Regions from separate parts of the Homo sapiens genome. Here region 2 is linked to region 1. A link is an interaction called in ENCODE POLR2A ChIA-PET data of the cell type or tissue named here. Cell type or tissue: IMR-90. All regions are shown on one strand. Links, peaks and the distances in the headings refer to the core of each region. The heading gives the core; the rest is flanking DNA.

Region 1 (10,500 bases), core at 4,580-7,079:
GAACAGCCTGACCAACATGGTGAAACCACATCTCTACTAAAAATACAAAAATTAGCCGGGCGTGTTGGTGTGCACCTGTAATCCCAGCTACTCAGGAGGCTGAGACAGAAGAATTGCTTGAACCCAGGAGGCGGAGGTTGCAGTAAGCCGAGATCATGCCACTAAACTCCAGCCTGAGCAACAGACTGAGATTCTGTCTCAAAAAAAAAAAATCACGTCATGGAGAATGGGGTATCCATCCCCTCGGGCATTTATCCTTTGTGTTACAAACAATCCAATTACACTCTTTTTTTTATTTTATTTATTTATTTATTCATTTATTTTTGAGATGGAGTCTCGCTCTGTTGCCCAGGCTGGAATGCAATGGCGCGACCTCCACTCACTGCAGCCTCCGCCTCCCAGGTTCAAGCAATTCTCTGCCTCAGTCTCCCGAGTAGCTGGGATTACAGGCATGCGCCATGACACCTGGCTGATTTTTGTATTTTTAGCAGAGATGGGGTTTTGTTATGTTGGCCAGGCTGGTCTCAAACTCCTGGCCTCAAGTGATCCGCCCGCCTCAGTCTCCCAAAGTGCTGGGATTATAGGCGTGAGCCACCGCACACGGCCCTCTTAGTTATTTTAAAATTAAGTTATAATTGACTGTGGTCCCCCTTGCTGTTTTTATTTTGATTGTTGCTGTCATTGCTTAAAAGGAAGGCCCATGGCATTTGACAGCCCTCGCAGGAATATCCCACCTTGTCCAGCCCTGCAGAGCCCTGATCACGGGGATTTTATTTTTCTGTCTCAACTCTCTGGAGATGGAAGGCTCTTTCCTTTGGGTAAAGCCAAAAAGCCCCAGGCCACTTCTCAGGGCTCTTTCTGGGCAGCAGGAGAGGGATGGCCAGGAAAGGAGCAAAACCGGATCCCCAGGATGAACCCAGTGTGTGGAGTGGGGGCCCATATTTTGTATCTGGCCCTGGACTAGGTGCTGCAATGGGGCAGCAGGATCATTCTTTCAGCAACCAGTGTTGTTGTGGGTGCTTAAGAGCGTGGGTTCTGCAATCAGAGCTTGGGTTCAAATCCCCGCTTGACCACTTGCTAACTGAATGAACCTGGGCAAGCTGCTTAACTACTCTGAGCCTCAGCGTCTCATCCATAAAGTGAGGGTACTAAGAGGACCCACTTTATCCTTTGAAGCTTAAATGAGATACTACATGCAGGAAGTTAGAGCAGTGCCTGGTACATAAATATTCGCTGTTATTATATTATGATCATTACCATTAGGCAGAGTATATGCTGGGCCCTGTTTGAGGCTCTGCAGAGGGTTCAAGGATGAAATCCGGCCAGGCGCGGTGGCTCACGCCTGTAATCCCAGCACTTTGGGAGGCTGAGGCAGGCGGATCACTTGAGGTCAGGAGTTCAAGACCAACCTGGACAACACAGTGAAACCCCGTCTCTACCAAAAAATACAAAAATTAGCCAGACATGGTGGTCCATTCCTGTAGTCCCAGCTACTTGAGAGGCTGAGGCAGGAGAATCACTTGAACCCAGGAGGCAGAGGTTGCAGTGACCCAAGATGGTACCACTGCACTCCAGCCTGGGCAACAGAGTGAGACCCCATCTCCAAAACAAAAAAGATGAAACCTGTCCTTGATCTACCCGAAAGAAGGGTAACGTTTAGAAGGACAGCTGGATCCCATTGTGTGTAATTAGAGTTCAGGGCATGACATTAACCAATGACCTAACAGTCTGTAAGTGCTGTGGTAGAACAGAGAGGGAGATTACTCTTCAAGCTTGGTGATCAGGGAAGGCTTCTTGGAGGAAGCAGCATTTGAGTTGGCCCCTTAAAGGATAGGAAGAGTTAGAATGAGGAGATAAAGGACAAAACACTGCAGGCACCAGGAGAGGTATAAGCAAAGGTCCTACAGCCATGGGGACCACAGCAGGTTTAAGGAGCTGGGAATGGTCCATCCAACTAGCCTGGAGAGGAGAGAAAATGAGGGGGCTCCAGCTCTAGTGGTAAGTTGGGATCAGTTTCTGACAGTCCTTGAGTATCATGCTGAGGAGCTGGGAGTTTTTCAGCAGGCAGGAGGGAGCCAACGATAGTTCTGGGTTGCACCAGGTGATGGTCACCAGCTCCTCTGAAGGGTCTCAGTGCTAGGAGGCCTGCGGTCCATCAGGCGGATCTCAGCTGTCAGCCTGTCTGGGTGATCAGGGACTCTCCCCCAGGGGGAACAGAGTTGTGGGACCTCCCTGAGCCCAGGACAGCAGCTGACTCCAGGTCCCTTCTCTCCTCTGATTTCTACTATTCAGTGCCCTGATGTGACTCTCGCACTGGGCCAGGAGTACCAGTTCCCTTCTGGCTCCTTCACCCCCAGCACTGAGAGCTAGGCTGGCCTGGGGAGGCCCAAGGCAACTCCGCCCTTGCAAAGGGACAGGCTGTTCCTCTTTGGGGCTGGGAGCTCCAGCCTGAACCATGTCCTGGCTCCTGGCCCAACACCAGGACCCTAACAAGATTCCCCCATCTCCTCCAATACTTCAGGACCCTCTACTATCAGACAAAGCATGTCTCTATGAACCCCAGGGGCCTAGGAGGGTCTGAACCCTCCTCCTGAGCCCAGCCCAGCCTGGCACACCAGCTCCTTGACCCTCTTACCCATTGGCTGGGACAAGATGCCCAGAGCCCCACTCACCATCCTTCCAGCCCTGCCCTCTGCCGCCCCAAGGCCTTCACCCCTTTCTCTCCAGGGCTGCAAATCACTTCCACATTTGGGATCTGGCATGCACTATCTGCTTGGAACTCTCTCCTCCCAGTTAGCTCCCATCTCCTTCCACCCCACAAGTTCAGCCCCTGGGGTCTGCAGGAGGGGAAGGGCTCCTGCCTCTGACAATCCCTTCAGAGGACTAACAGGGAGCCTGACTGTGGCACGGTGCCAGAGGGACAGTGTACAGGAGGCCTCCCAGGGAGAGATGAAAGAGGAGGAGCCAAGGGGGTGGGCGGAGGCAGAGCTTGAGCAAGCAAGGGGATGAGGGGTTGGGGGTGGGGAGGCAAGGAAGGTGGTAGTTCCCAGCTCAGCACATTCCTGAGACATCTGGATGCACTGGAAGGGCCCCAGCTGGCCTGCATAACTGTGGCTCTAGCTTCTCTGCTCTGTGATGTCAGGACCCAGCACTCCCCGCTCCCCTCAGAGTCCCACTGGCCTGGGGGCCACTTGGGGCTGAGTACTGGGGTCTCTTCCCCAGACCCCTGACCCTCAGTGAGCAAGAAAGAGGCCCCTGGGGCAATGGAGGAAATGCTTGCCACAGAGGTGGGCCAGGGTATGATGGCAGGAGGGAGGCACTGAAGACCCAGTGGTTTGCCCATCCGACTGACTCAAGGAAAATGTGCCTTTGGGCTGGTGCCAGTCCTTCTCTTCTCCTTGGAAGGGAGATAGAGACAAATGAATGACTCTGGAAACGGCTGCTTACCTTGGGCTGTGTGACCCCAGGCAAGTGCACTCCCATCCCCAGCTCTCGGTTTTCTTCATCTGTAATAATAACAGCTACATTTAATGAGAGCCTTCCTCCTATATGTCCTGCATTATATAAAGCACTTCGCAATTGTTGTCTCATTTAATCCTCACAGCAACCTGGTGGGGTGGATATGAACGTTCCCATTTTATACTCAGGACTGAGGCTTAGAGAGGTTAAGTAACTTGTCCAAAGCCTGCACAGTGTATAGCAGAACCAGGATTAGAACCAGGTCCGTCTGACTCCCTTGCTTATAACCATTGAACTGCTTTGCCTCTTCACGTAAGAGGGGGTGGACCTAATGATGCCAAAATTCCTTTCAGTTCGAAAATTGTAATGATTTCTTTTGGCCGTTGCAGGGCTCTTCAAGAAGGGCAAGGGCAAGCATTAGTCACCTACTGGGTGGGGGAAGGAAGGCAGAGACAGCTGGCTTTGAAGCATCGGGTGGGTCAAGAGTCTTTGGAGGTCCCCTCCCTTGGAGGCCCAGAGAGCTCCAGACCCCAGGGATTGGAGTCAATAGCCTAATCCCCAGCTGAGCCCAGGGGTCCCACACCTTCCCTGAAAGAAGGGAGTAAATAAGGAGAGAGAATACCACTCCTTCCAAAAATAAAACCTGAGGACAACTCAGGCCAGGACCGCTGAGGATGTCAGAGGCTGAATGCTGAGTACACTGAGGAGAGGGGAGAGGCCAAGGGAATTCCAGCCAGAGTGAGGCGGTAGGCTCCAGGCGAGGAGGGCCTTCCAGCTGGCCAGGGGCCGAGAGAGCAGCCCTGGCGGGTTGGCCACTGTGTTCTGTTTATACCCTTAGGCCTGACAGGGTCTGGGGGGACAGCAATTCCAGCACTGAGTGGAGTCTGTGCTTCCCAGGTACCTGGTCTGCTGGGGCTTAAGAACAGAAAGGCTTAGGGAAGGAAGAACAACCCGGAGAATGGGTACAGCGGCCCCACTAGGGAGGAGCCGAGGGAAGGGGTCCAAACACATGGAAACTCTGCCTGGAGCAGAAGCAAGCTGGCATCAGAGCAAGATTCGGGACGGTCATTCCTGGAGGCTCTCTGCTACAGAAAAAAGGGCCTGACTCCATAAGCTCTCTGACACACTCCTTTATTCACACACTCATCCAGTCAGTCAGTCACTCCGTGAATGCCTGAGCATCCACTGTGTGCGGGGACCAATGCTAGGCTTTGCAGATTCAAACGAGAATTGGACACAGCAAGACATATAGGCAATACGGCTGGATCATTTGAAGCTACACCAAGGAACCTGTACTCTATCCTAAGGGTAGTAGGGAGCCATGATTCACTGATGATGAGTACAAGTTCCTCATCAATGGAGCAGAGAAATGACATAGGACTTCTAAGTTTTAGAAGATCCCGTTTTTTAGAGACAGGGTCTTGCTCTGTTGCCCTGGCTGGAGTGTAGTGGTGTAATCATAGCTCACTGCAGCCTCAAACTCCTGGGCTCAAGTAATCCTCCTTCAGCCTCCTGAGTGACTGGGATTACCCACCACACCTGGCTAATATTTTTAAATTTTTTTTTTTTTAGAGATGGGATCTCGCTATGTTGCCCAGGCTGGTCTCAAACTCTTGGCCTCAAGCAATCTTCCCACCTTGGCCTTCCAAAGTGCTAGGATTACAAGTGTGAGCCCCCTTGAGTGGCCTAGAAGATCTCTCTTCATGTAAGGTGGAGAATGCTCTGGAGAGGGATCAGAGTTTGAGACTTGGACTTACCCTTCATTGTCACACCATTGGTCAGAAAGCCTTTTGAGAGCAGGAACTGGATCTTGTTCATCTCTGTATCCACAAAGCTGGGCACCCAGTAGGTGCTGAGTAAATACCGAACAAATGCATGAATGATGAATAAATGAATGTGACTAGATGCCCTTATTCTCCAGAGGCCCCTGCGCCAACCCCGGCACTCGGTTTCCGGTGTCCTAAGCTGCCCTGCAGGGATCCCCTGGCCGCTGCCTATAGACCAGCATCTCCAGCAGCCAGACCGTGGGCTGCTGTGCCCTCGGAGGTGCCAGACACAGCTAATCCCAGCCCTGGGCGGCGGCACTCGCTGCCATCGCTTCCTCCTGCCCAGACAGTGCCTGGTGCCCACCCCAGGGTTGGACCACAGCGCATGGGCTGCCTGGTAAGAAGATGCCAGGGGCTGGCTGGGAAAATGAGGAAGCTATGGCCTGACCAGGACAAGGTTACCAGTGTCAGGAGGGGCAATGGAAGGGCCAGACTAACAGGGCTAGGGGGCTGCAGAGAATACACACCCTCCCCAGGACTCTGCTCTGCCTTGAAGTAGCCCGCGGCTGGCGCCAGCCTGCTGATTCCTCTCTCCTTCCTTTCTCCAGCACACACTGGCAAAGAAAAGCTCAGTCCCCATGTTGGCGCTTTCTTCAGTCCCAGCCCTCAGTGTCCCAGCCCCATGCAAGCCCGGGGCTCCCAAATCTCCCTCACTGGTGTTCACATGACTCAGTCATCTCAGGCACTGAGATGCTGGCTTGGCAGCCAACATTTAGTTCTGTGGTTATGTGAGATGGTGTGTGTGTGACAGCGAGTATGCGTGACCATGTCTGTGTGATCCTGTGTCTGGGGTGACTTCGCATGTGTGTGAGCGTAGGGGTGTGAATCACTGTTTGTCTGATCACATCTGATGAGTGTGTCTTGTTGAGTTTGTGTTCATACCTGACAGCGTCAGCCTATGTGACTCTGTGAGGGTATCTGTATGTGTGATAGCGCCTGTACAAGGCTGCACATGGAACTGGCTGAATGTGTCGATGAGTGTACTTTTCACTATGTGGTGTCAGAGAGGTGGTGTTTCCCTGTGTACAAAGGAACCCCTCAGCCCACATCTGTGTAGCATGTGCACATGCATGCGTGCACACACACACCGAAGTATTTCTGCTTATTTGGACTTGGGATCTGTGGTGACCAGTTCGGTAGGGGAAAATATGAAACTTCAGCAGCCGCCTTCCCTAGGCCTATGGGGACTGGGGGCTGAGAGTGAGGTCGGGGGTCAGAACAACGTGCTCCCTTAACCCCCATACTCTGCCAGGAAGACTCAGGGAGGGACTGGCTCCAGGGACCAGGAGAACTGGTTTCACACCATCCAGTCCCCAAAAGGCCAGGGCAGAGGAAAAAGGCCCACGTTCTGAAGACTAATTCACTTTTCTAGGCCCCTGTCAACCGCGCTTCCATAAAGACACAGACTGTAATGGATGAGGAAACCGAGGCCAGGAGAGGAGACACCTGCCACTGCCCAGGTCTCAGAGCACACCTGGGTCTTGAATTAGGGCCTCCTGAGTTTCAGTTCAGTGCGTTTTCTCCTTCACAGGGCGGCTTTAGCTCTGGGAAGGCAAGGCCTGGGCCTCGTAGGAACCCCAGCTACTGGATGGCAATGCTTAAGGACAGGGGGGTCTGCTGACAACCGGGGACTCAAGGGGCCCACCTCCTCTCCCTGCTCTCACCACTCCCCGCCCCCTAGGCACAGCAGTGACTCAGACTGAAGGCCCTTCAGCTTGAAATGGGGACAATTTTCTAGTGACCACGAGGCAAGTAACCGTCCGGGAATGCATGGGTCAGTGTGTGTTGGGGTGTGGGGGGGTCTGTGGGCCCCAGCCTGCGGGGGGAAAGAAAGGGGGAAATGTGAGAGGCCTCTCCTCCCATCTCTCCCTAGCTCTCACTCTCTCGGAAGGAATGTCCGGGCTCAGGATTCCCCCCCACCCCTTATCCCACAGCTCAGCCTGGACCCGCTCTGGTCTCCTCCCTCCTTTCCCCAAGCACAGACTGAACCAGCCTGGGCCGGGGGAGGGGCAGAAGTTAGGAGTGGGGGTGCAGGCGCCAAGGAGCCAGGGACCTGAGGGAAGAGGGCGCGCTGAGGCTGCTTCTGGTCAGGGAAACCATTCTCCTACACCGACCCCAGCAGGCAGCTGCGCCCCCAGAGCTTTACCCTGTCTCTGCACTGACCTTGGGGAAGGAATTTAGGGAGGGGTAAAACAAGGCTAGAGCTGGTACCATTACTGCCCCGGGAGAGTCCCCTCTGCCGCCACCAGAGACAGCCACCAAAGCGCCCCACGGTAGGACGATTCGAGATGGAGCTGCAAGGGGATTTAAGGCCCGGCTCGCCCTTTGAGTCGGGGTCGTCGGGGAGACCCTCGGTCTCCACTTCTCCCTGCGGGGGTGGGGGCGGGGCCGCGCTACTGATGAGGGGTTTAGGACACCGTGAGACGGCCAGGCCATTTCTGCCTCGGCCCCAGACGCAGAAGGGGTCCCATGCAGGCCCGAGCCAGTGCACCCTGCGCTCCCTCAGCCGCGGGCCGTCGGCGCAGGCCGGGACCCTCCTCCGCGCGAGCCCTGCACTCCTCCGGTGCCCTCCACGCCGCCACCGGCTGCTGCTCGCAGCCTCCCGCCATTGGCCAGGAGCTCTGCGGCTCCCACCAGTGAGCAGGCCGGATTCCGGTGAGGGGCGGCCCCGGGTGTTCCCGGGTTAACCCTTTGTGGGCCGCTCCAGGACGGCGGCACCCGGATCCTTCTCTAAAATTTAAAGGGCGGGCGGCTGAGGCCAGGCTCCAAGAGAGGGTGCAGCCGAGAAGAGGGGTACGCAGGTCTGCAAGCAGGAGAGCTCGGGAACCTCTCCTCCAAGGGAGGGAAGCCGGCGCCGGCTGCGCGTGACAGCCGAGAAGGAGCTTATATTGGCACGACTATAGGAAAAAGTCTTTAACGAGGAGGGAAACAAATCATAATATGTCCTTCTCCGGCTTCCCACCCCCGTTGCCTGGAAAGGCACCCCTGTAGGACGCTCACCCCCTGCAGAACCCTGTCGCCCTCAGAGCGTTGACACATGGCTCCCCTGAAGTTCGTGAACTCCTGGCCGCCGACCCCTTGCTCTTGCTCCCCAATTTCCATCGGACAATCTAAACCTGAACTTTTGTGTGTGAAGTGGAGGGAGGGCTGGGTGTGGTTGGGGGTAGAGGGGACAAGGGGGCGTGCTGGAGCGGAGGAGGTCTGAGGTCTCCAAAATGGGCTTTCCAGGGATGGGGCCAAGTGGATGCGGTGGAAGGAGTGAGAGGACCAGAAGGTCCCGCACACGCCAGGGCAGCCCTGGACTTCACCAGCTCACTTTGCAGCCCCGGACATCACCAGCTCGCTCACTGTGCGTCCTGGGTAGCTGTGTTTCCCTCTCTGGACTGGAGTTTTCTCTACTAAGAAATAGGAGGGGGGGAACGAGGGGCAGGGGACCGTCGGGGAGCTTTCTCCCGTCCCTTCTGCCTCTAACTTGGTGATAGAAACCAACCCTACCTTAGCCGCCATGAGAGGCCAGGCATCAGACGGAACTAGGGCCGCAGAGCGCTCTAGGGGAGTCCCTGATGGCAGTGCTCCCAGGAGGGCGAGGTGGGCCTAGGGATGATGGGACGCGCCCACCGTCCACCCAGCACCTGAAGAAGCCCGGCGCAAAGAGGACCTGGGCGTCGGAGTGTCCTCCACCCCCACCCCGCCTGCCCCTTGGCCGCCCTCCCCTTCCACTTGGCTCCCGTTGCTCTGGAAGCTCCATCCTGCTGGGTTTTGGCTGCTGTTTCTAGCAGGTGGGGTGGGGACTGCTCACACAATGGGGCCAGCTGAGCTCTCTAAGCAGTTTCCTGTGGGCACCCTAAAAGGGTCTCTGGGAAGAACCTGGGTCATCTGCCTGAGCCAAGGCCTTCAGGGAGTCCAGCCCAGATCCGAGGAAGCATCTTTCCTCTCCCAGGCCCCAGGAAGGGGCTTGGCAAACCCTTATCGCCTGAGAAGCAGCTGCTGGAGAAATACCTTAGCGGCTGACTCACCGGCTCCCTCTGCTCACAGCCCCCTCCCACTGGGCCCAACACCAGGCCTTTGAGAGACCCTAAGGGAGAGAACTGGCGGAAGCGCCCCCAGCCGGCAGGCCCGGGCTCTGCGGAGGGTGTAGCCAGCGCGGCCCTGGCTGTGGCTGGCTGGGTGGTTGGGGGGTGGTTATACCCTGTAAATGGCCTCTGTCTGGGATCACAGTGATTCTTAGAAACTCATTCAGCTCTGACCTCCTGGTACTGCCTCACTCCAGGTATTGATGGACAATTGGTATGCTGATGGCATTGCCATCTGGGTTCTAAGGCCCTGTCCCTCCACCAGTATCATGAGCCAGGTGCTGGAAGGCAGCAGGTGAACAGGGTGCAAACCCTGCTTCAGGGCAATTACCGGACCGGGGAGGGTCTGCTGCAGTTGTAAAAGACTGGACAGTGAGGGATGGTGGGCACCTCCCTGCTGCATTAGCGCCCTTGGCCTCAGTTTCTCTCTCTGTCAAATGCCAATATGCATTTGTCTTGTCTCATTGGATAATTGTGAAGATTAAATGAAATAATGCATAGGAGAGCACTTTGGGTTAAAAGCACAACAGAAATGTAGGATGATGATTGATTGCTGGCAAACTGGGAAGTGGGAGAGTACCCCTGCCAATGGGGCTTCTGAGCTCATTTTGTCCTGGATTATCTCATCAGGCTTTGTTTGGAGGGAAAGGCCAAACATTCCCCCCACAACTCCCACCATTGGTTCCAAGCTCAGCTCGGGGACAGAGTTTAGGGGCTGCAGTTTTCATGATGACGATAACTAACAATGATCGAGCATTCACTCTGTAGCAGGCACTGTTCTGTGTTTTATATGTACAGTATTTACTCATTTTACCCTCATACTCCTATGAGGTGAGTACTAATCTAACAAAATTTTAGATCCTCATGGCAACACTATGAGGTAGGAACTATTATTTTCCCCTTACGGATAAGGAAACTGAGGCACGGGGAAGTTAAGCAACTTAGCAAGTGGTGGAGCTAGGAGTCAAAAGCACGTCTATGTGACTCCAGAGCTCGTGTTCATCTCCTACTCCATGCAGACAGACTCATGTGGCCCTGAACCTTATGCTCATACAGAAGGCTTCTCTGCTCATTACCTTCCAGGTTGGGACAGGCTCCCAATATTCCAGGCCAGAAAGGGCCAACAACTCCAGACCTTGAAG
Region 2 (6,560 bases), core at 4,003-6,502, 390 kb before region 1:
AGGTGATGTTGAGGGTGTAGAAGTGAACTGAGAAGCCTCTAACCCAGGTCTAAGCCAGACCCTGCAGGCCCTGCTCCAGCCTGCAGTTCGAGAGGAGCAGGTGGAGGCAGAGGCTGTCCTGTGACAGACATCTAGCAGGCTCATGCTGAGGACTCAGTGTATGCAGGATGAACTCGCCAGCTCTGCCCTCCAGGAGCAAGGGGAGGAAGGGGTCTTGATCACCTGCTGGGTACAGTATAGGGTCATCAATCAGGGTGCTGGATACAGGCCCCATCCACCTTTGGAGCAGCCAGGGGGTGGGAAGTGGGTGTTTCTGAGGGAGGGCTGGCCCTGTCTGCTGCACACACTACTGTACATCCAGGCAGATGGTGACATCAGCCACATGCAAGGGCTGGGAGGGCTTCCTGGAAGAATGAGCTTAACTGAGCACTCTTCCAGCAAGCATGGTTTGAGAGTCTGCCACGTGCTCCCTCTGAGCACTGGGTTTGGCACTGGGGAGACACAGTGCCCACGCAGACTACGCATGGAGCTGGAGGCCTTGCCTGCAGGCACAGGAACCTGCTGCTAGTGGAGAGCCTTGAGGGTTCCAAGTGGGGCGGGAGGGATGATGGCATTTCTGGCAGTTTTGCCTGATAGTGGCAGGTGGAGTGGGATGGTGCAGGCATAGGGAGACTGAGACAGACAGGCCAGTGGGGACATCTGGGAGGGCAGAGGCAGGAGCTGGACTAGGGCTTGGCAGTGAGGAAGCGGAGCCATGTGTGAGGAGACACAGATGTGTGCAGGGGGGCTGGGCACCATGGCTCACGCCTGCAATCCCAGCACTTTGAGAAGCCGAGGCGAGCAGATCACCTGAGGTCAGGAGTTCAAGACTAGCCTGGCCAACATGGTGAAACCCTGTCTCTACTAAAAATACAAAAATTAACCAGGTATGGTGATGCACACCTGCAATCCCAGCTACTCAAGAGGCTGAGGCAGGAGAATCACTTGAACCCAGGTGGCAGAGGCTGCGGTGAGCCAAGATCATGTCATTGCTCTCCAGCCTGGGTGACAGAGCGAAAGGCCGTCTCAAAAAAAAAAAAAAATATATATATATATATATATATATATATGTGCAGAGGTCACTGGCAGAGCAGGGGCATTTCAGGGCACCTCTGGGTCAGCGGTCCTGCAGCTCTCCCATGCCATCTGAGTACCAGGGGCTCCCTTTTGCACCACTGGCCTTCTCGGTGACCATCTGGGCAACCAGTGTGAATTGAACACTTACTTGGTGCTGGCCACTGGGTTTTTGTCCCTGAGCCTGAGATGCCACCCTGCCCTGGCCGGACGGAGGAGGGCTGCTCTGGCTTCTGGGCCAGGCCCTCCTCCCCACTTCCACCCCAGCTGGCCAGCCACACCCTCCCCATGGCCTGGGGAACCACCACCCTTGGGCTGCAGGTCAGACGTGACCCTACAGGGCACCTTGTCCATCCAGCCCCCATTCCCCACCCCTCTGTGCAGTGCCCTCCAGGGGCCTCCAGGTTCTGTTTATGTCATTCCAAAGGGAGAGGAAGCTCATTACCACACAGCAGCCCTTCCAGCTCTGCTCTAAGGGCCCAAACACTGGCCTGCCCTTAGCTGTGGCTCTGGTGCCTCCTGCTTCCATAGGCCCTGCCTTCCTGGGTCCTGAAGGCTCAAGCTCTGGCTGCAGAAGGAGGCAGCCCAGATCAAACCCAGTTTGGATGCAGCCTGGGCCCACAGAAGCCTCTCTGATGAGGTCGGGGGGCTGAGCCTATGGCAGTGCAAACCGAGTGTTCATTCTTAGGGTGTTTGGGAAGCCCCCCTTCATCTCCCACCTGGCACCCTGACTGGGGAACTGGCCCTTTAAAGCCAACCAAGGGCTGGCTTTTGGGGGGAAACATCCTAGATTTCTGCCATCTACTTACAAGCCTGGGCCAGGGAGGGGGGGCCACTCAGCCCCCGACAGGGGCATTGGAAGGGCAGGTGGAGCCAGTGGCATTGATTGCAGTAACCTGATCCCGTGAGGGAGGCGGCCACAGCGGCAGCAGCGCAAGGGCCAGGCCAGCCGGGAGGAAGGTGCCTGCAGCTGAGGGCTGCGCTGGGAAGAGCTGGGGCTGGGACCCGGGTCGGCAGCTGCAGCCTCCTCTCCTGGCCTGTCTATTTTTAATGAGCTCCCCAGGCTTCTGCAGCAGGCAGGACGCAGAAAGACAGGCCCAAGCGGTGGAGGCCAGAGGCCCCCAGCCCTGCCTTGAGCCCTGGCCCCCCCACCCTTCCGGGCATGAGAGGGCAGCCCTGGGGCCCCGCAGCCCCCCGGCCGGGCAGGGCTCTCCATGCAGCTGGTGCTGAAGATGGATTCGAGCCCAGACAATGACAGCTGGTTGGAGGATCAATGGGAGCGCTGGTAGGGGCTACCGGGGCTGGCGGGGGTGGAGACCGAGTTGGGGTGAGCTCCATCGAGCTCAGGGTCTCTGATCTGAATGAGGCGAGTGGCAGGGAGTCTGGGCCTCCTAGGTTCCCCTGGGGGCTAAGCCACCATCTCTCCTGGGTGACCTTGAACTAGTGGGTTTCCCTTGCTCTGTGCCTCAATTTCTTGGACTTATTTGGGAAAAGGCTCATACATTCTCCCCAACTTCCTAAATGTTCTACCCCCCCACCACCCCCCCAGCAAGCCAGGCAGAGTGCCCAGGACCTAGAGGTGAGCAAGAGACAGGCTGCCTTGCAGTGGCTGGCCCAGCCCTGCATTCTGAGGTGGGGACTCAGGGCTGGCCTAGGGAGAGGGGGGTTCTAGTGGAGCTGGTTAGTATTCTGGTGCCCTGGTGCTCTGAGCTGTCTCCCAAGGTTGTAACACCTCTGGTCCCACCTGGGGCTTCTCCTGACCCCATCTGTGCAGCCTCCTGTTCAGGGTCCTTACACTGGATAAGGAGAAGATGTTGTGGTTGAAGAGATGAGACCACCAAGTGCACAGCATGAGGCTGGAGTCCTTTCTGGAATAGGCTGAAACTACCCACACTGACACCAGATTTTCCTTCGCTTGTTCCCTGGGCTCAAGGGGCATGAGTCTTCCTGAGCTGGGGCGTGGGGCACTCCTCTGAGGCTGCTGCCGGCGCCTCGGGTCTTGCTACTGCAGGGATTGCACTGGGAGCTCCCCTACTCCAGGCTGCTCTTCTCAAGTCCACATTCTCCATGGTGAACTGGCCTTGGCACCTGCCTTGACCCTGGGAGGAGGCTCTGACCAGTTGGGCCTTCTAAGCACTGCCTGCTGGTTGGCAACAGAATGACAGCTTCCAGGGAGGAGCCAGAGTGACCTGGAGCCTCCTCTTCCACTGCCACCCTAGGAGGACTGCCTTTTGGCACAAGCCCCTCGCTCTTTCCCTGCCTGCTGACCACCCCCTGCATTGATACAGATGAACCCCAAATCCTGTCCTCTGGGGGCTGTGTTTGGCCTTCAAGAGGCTGCACCCTGGAAGAGGTAACAGGGAGATGTGAGCAGGCATAGTGCCCCTGAGTTGTAACTTTGGCTTCCTGTCCCCACCAGGCTCACCCATGACATCAGCCTGGAGGAGTTTGAGGATGAAGACCTCTCGGAGATCACTGATGAGTGTGGCATCAGCTTACAGTGCAAAGACACCCTGTCCTTACGGGTAAGGGCAAGCTCCCAGGAGCTCCTGAGTGGGGTGGCAGGAAGGCTAGGGACAGGGGTAAGGGTATCCCCATAGTGACAAAGGGGGTTTCAGGTCTGTGCTGGCACCCTCATGAAATGAAATGATGTGCAAGAAACATAGGTATACTGCTTGGCACGTCTTGAGTGTACAATCAGAATTTCATTTGGTATTATTATTATTATTACTGCTGTCGGGGACTAAGACAGGAAGTAGCTCCTTCAACTGCCCACGAGATGGGAGAGGCCAGGAAGTCTTGAGACCTAGGGCAGTAACAATTAGGACCAGACTTAAGGGAGACTCAGGGCTACCCCTGAATCCTTTTGGGAGCAGCCCTGGCAGAGGGCCTGAGGCAGACAGGGTGGAGTCTGGTGGAATCTGCAGTGCTTTAGGGCAGGAAGAAACAGCCAAGGCACCCCTGGAATAGCTCCTGTGGCTGCTGGCTGCTATTACACCAGACAGATGGCACCACGCGGCCTCCCAGACCCTCTCTGGCCTATAGTCCTAAAGGCCCCCACTGAGGGGTTTGCCCAGCATTGCTGCTGGTTTGGGCCCCTTGGCTTTGTCATAGGGAAGATGGCTCTCTCCTGTCCCTAAAGATCTGAATGCTGCCAGGAGGTCCCCAGCACCTGGGTAACTGGGGTCAGATGGGGATCCCAACTATGTCTTTTCAGAACAGGAAGAAGGGGCCGGCTTGCCAGGAAATGGAGGACAGAGCACAGGGCTAGGTTTTAGAGCCCAGAGCTCCTCTGAGCCCCCAAGAGGGCGGGTAGCCAGATACGGTGTCAGGAGAGTGGTTACCATAGGAGCGTGAGGTGTGCCTTGGGGAGGGAGTACCTGTCTCTGTGTTGACCTCCTGCTACTCCCAGAGACTCAGTAAGCTCTGCAAGAGGAAACCAAGGGGTGAGGATAATCCCCTAGTCCCCAGTACCCCAACCTTCCACTCTCTGGCCAGGCCAGGAAGAGGCAGAGGCCTCTAGATTTGGGGAATGGTCTCAGAGCCCTGACTTAGCTTCTCAGAGGTCAGGCACCTGTTCTGGACTCTCACCCTGCCCTCTCCCCCAGCTGCACCAGCAGAGCCTTGGAGAGGGTTGCCTCCGAGCTAGGCAGGGGCCCCAGGCACTACTGGCCAGAGGTGTGCCCCTAAGGGGCCTCAGACAAGCTCCAGCGGGCTTCACACACGTTCCAGTGAATACTCAGCTCTCTCAGAGGCTGGGAGGCAGTAGTGTTATCCCCACTCAACTGATGAGGGGGCCTGAAGGATCAGGGGATCTGTCCAAGGTGCCAGGGAGTTGGCGGCAGAACTGGAGCTAGATGGGGCTCTGCATCCTCAAGGCAGGCTCGTGGAGGACCGATCTAGGGCTGGAGGGGCCCCGGGCCAGCTGGCTTAGGGCGCGGCTGCCACCGCCTTGGTTCCTGGCCCCCGCTCGCCCCTCCCCCTCGGCGTCTCCTTCCCATCCCTCTCAGGTCTCCGCCGTTCCTTGCTTGGCTGAGCCTCAGTTTTTCCAGTTTTCCTCAAGACCCCTTCAAATACTATTTCCCCAACCCCCATCCCTTGCCCACCCCACCCCGAACTCCTTGGCGACCACTGAGTCCCCATAGCAACAGCGGTGACTTCACTCTGGGCTCGGCTTACAACCCCGGTGAGGTCACCGGCCGTTGCCAGGGGAACGGGAGGGCGCAAGGAGTCCGGGGTGGGGACTGTGGGGAGGTGCTGGCCGTCAGAGGCACGGCTGGATCGGGGAGGCGGCGGCCTCGCGCTTCCTCGCGGCGGACGGGCGAGAGCGCCCCAGTCTCCGGCGGCCCCTGCTCGGCTCCCCTCGTGCCCCCTTCGCGCCACAGAATGGACTCGCCCGGGCGGGGGGCGGTGCAAGCGGCCTCGGCCCCGCCCCGGCCCCGCCCCCTGACGCCCCTCCGTGCGCTGTGCAGCCCCCGCGCGCCGGGCTGCTCTCTGCGGGCGGCGGCGGCGCGGGGAGCCGGTTGCAGGCCGAGATGCTGCAGATGGACCTGATCGACGCGACGGGGGACACTCCCGGGGCCGAGGACGACGAGGAGGACGACGACGAGGAGCGCGCGGCCCGGCGGCCGGGAGCGGGGCCGCCCAAGGCCGAGTCCGGCCAGGAGCCGGCGTCCCGCGGCCAGGGCCAGAGCCAAGGCCAGAGCCAGGGCCCGGGCAGCGGGGACACGTACCGGCCCAAGCGGCCCACCACGCTCAACCTCTTTCCGCAGGTGCCGCGGTCTCAGGTGAGGCGCCAACGTGGGGGGCGGCGCCCTGGGCCGCCGCGGAGATGTGAGGGGGAGCGCAGAGGGGCTGCAGCGGGAAGGGGCACCCACGGGTCCAGTGCCTGGGGACAGCGCCTGCATAGGGGCCGCGGTGGCTCGCTCCCGGTGTTGGGATCCGAGGAGCGGGCAGAACCATCCTTACGAAGAGGGGGCTGAGTCCAGCTGGCCGGGCTTGGAGCCTTGAGGCGGGATTGAAGGAGGGAAGGACTGGGGTTAGGAGAGGAGTAGGGAATTAAGAGAATGAGGCTTTGAGGGGTTCGAAGGGTTTGGAGCCTGGGACCTCAGGCTGTGACAGGGTTTCTCCTTTAGGATATGGGGCTCCTGGTGAAAGTGGAGCAGGAGCAGGGCCTGGAGAAAAGGGCATCTGAAATGGTCATCGTGGGGGAGGCCGTGGGAGATCGTGGCGAGGTGGGGATGGGAAGCTCAGGGGCCACAGCCAGTTTAAGATCTGGGCAGCTGCGAATTCCCAGAAGGCAGGGGGGAGGAATGGGAGATGGAGCTGCTTGGCTAAGTTGGGGACCTAGGGCCCCTGGGAGGGTGGCTGGATGCCAAGGAGAGTTGAATAGGGTTGGGGGAGCTGGCTGTGGCCCTTTGTCTTCCAGGCCCATCGGGAGCGGTGCA

Evidence for each region. ChIA-PET counts read pairs that join two places held together with the same protein. Peaks named below come from ENCODE experiments on the same cell type or tissue, not always from the same donor. Only the 100,000 strongest peaks of a DNase experiment are listed, where the experiment ranks them.
Region 2: POLR2A ChIA-PET joins it to region 1 with 5 read pairs; 1 of 35 experiments calls an interaction of 5 or more read pairs at or near these places.

Annotation. Positions count from the first base shown.
Region 1 is chr11:46,287,776-46,298,275 of GRCh38, forward strand. All of the region lies in intron 1 of CREB3L1 (cAMP responsive element binding protein 3 like 1), which reads left to right. Among named protein-coding and RNA genes, the nearest start is that of CREB3L1, 15 kb to the left of the region's middle. RefSeq lists an enhancer at 3,369-4,072 and a silencer at 7,892-7,971. In IMR-90, for the core only: no CTCF peak of the experiment used is centred there; a DNase peak (open chromatin) is centred at 6,056; H3K27ac peaks cover 2,500 bases.
Region 2 is chr11:45,894,553-45,901,112 of GRCh38, forward strand. It overlaps MAPK8IP1 (mitogen-activated protein kinase 8 interacting protein 1), which reads left to right. Exons shown (of 12, transcript NM_005456.4): 2 at 3,533-3,638; 3 at 5,586-5,900. It overlaps LOC124902668 (a long non-coding RNA gene), which reads right to left and starts at 4,983. Exons shown (of 3, transcript XR_007062664.1): 1 at 4,900-4,983; 2 at 4,494-4,539; 3 at 3,844-3,919. RefSeq lists enhancers at 970-1,841, 1,842-2,711, 4,338-5,007, 5,226-5,520 and silencers at 4,846-5,140, 5,417-5,596. In IMR-90, for the core only: no CTCF peak of the experiment used is centred there; a DNase peak (open chromatin) is centred at 5,339; H3K4me3 peaks cover 954 bases; H3K27ac peaks cover 480 bases.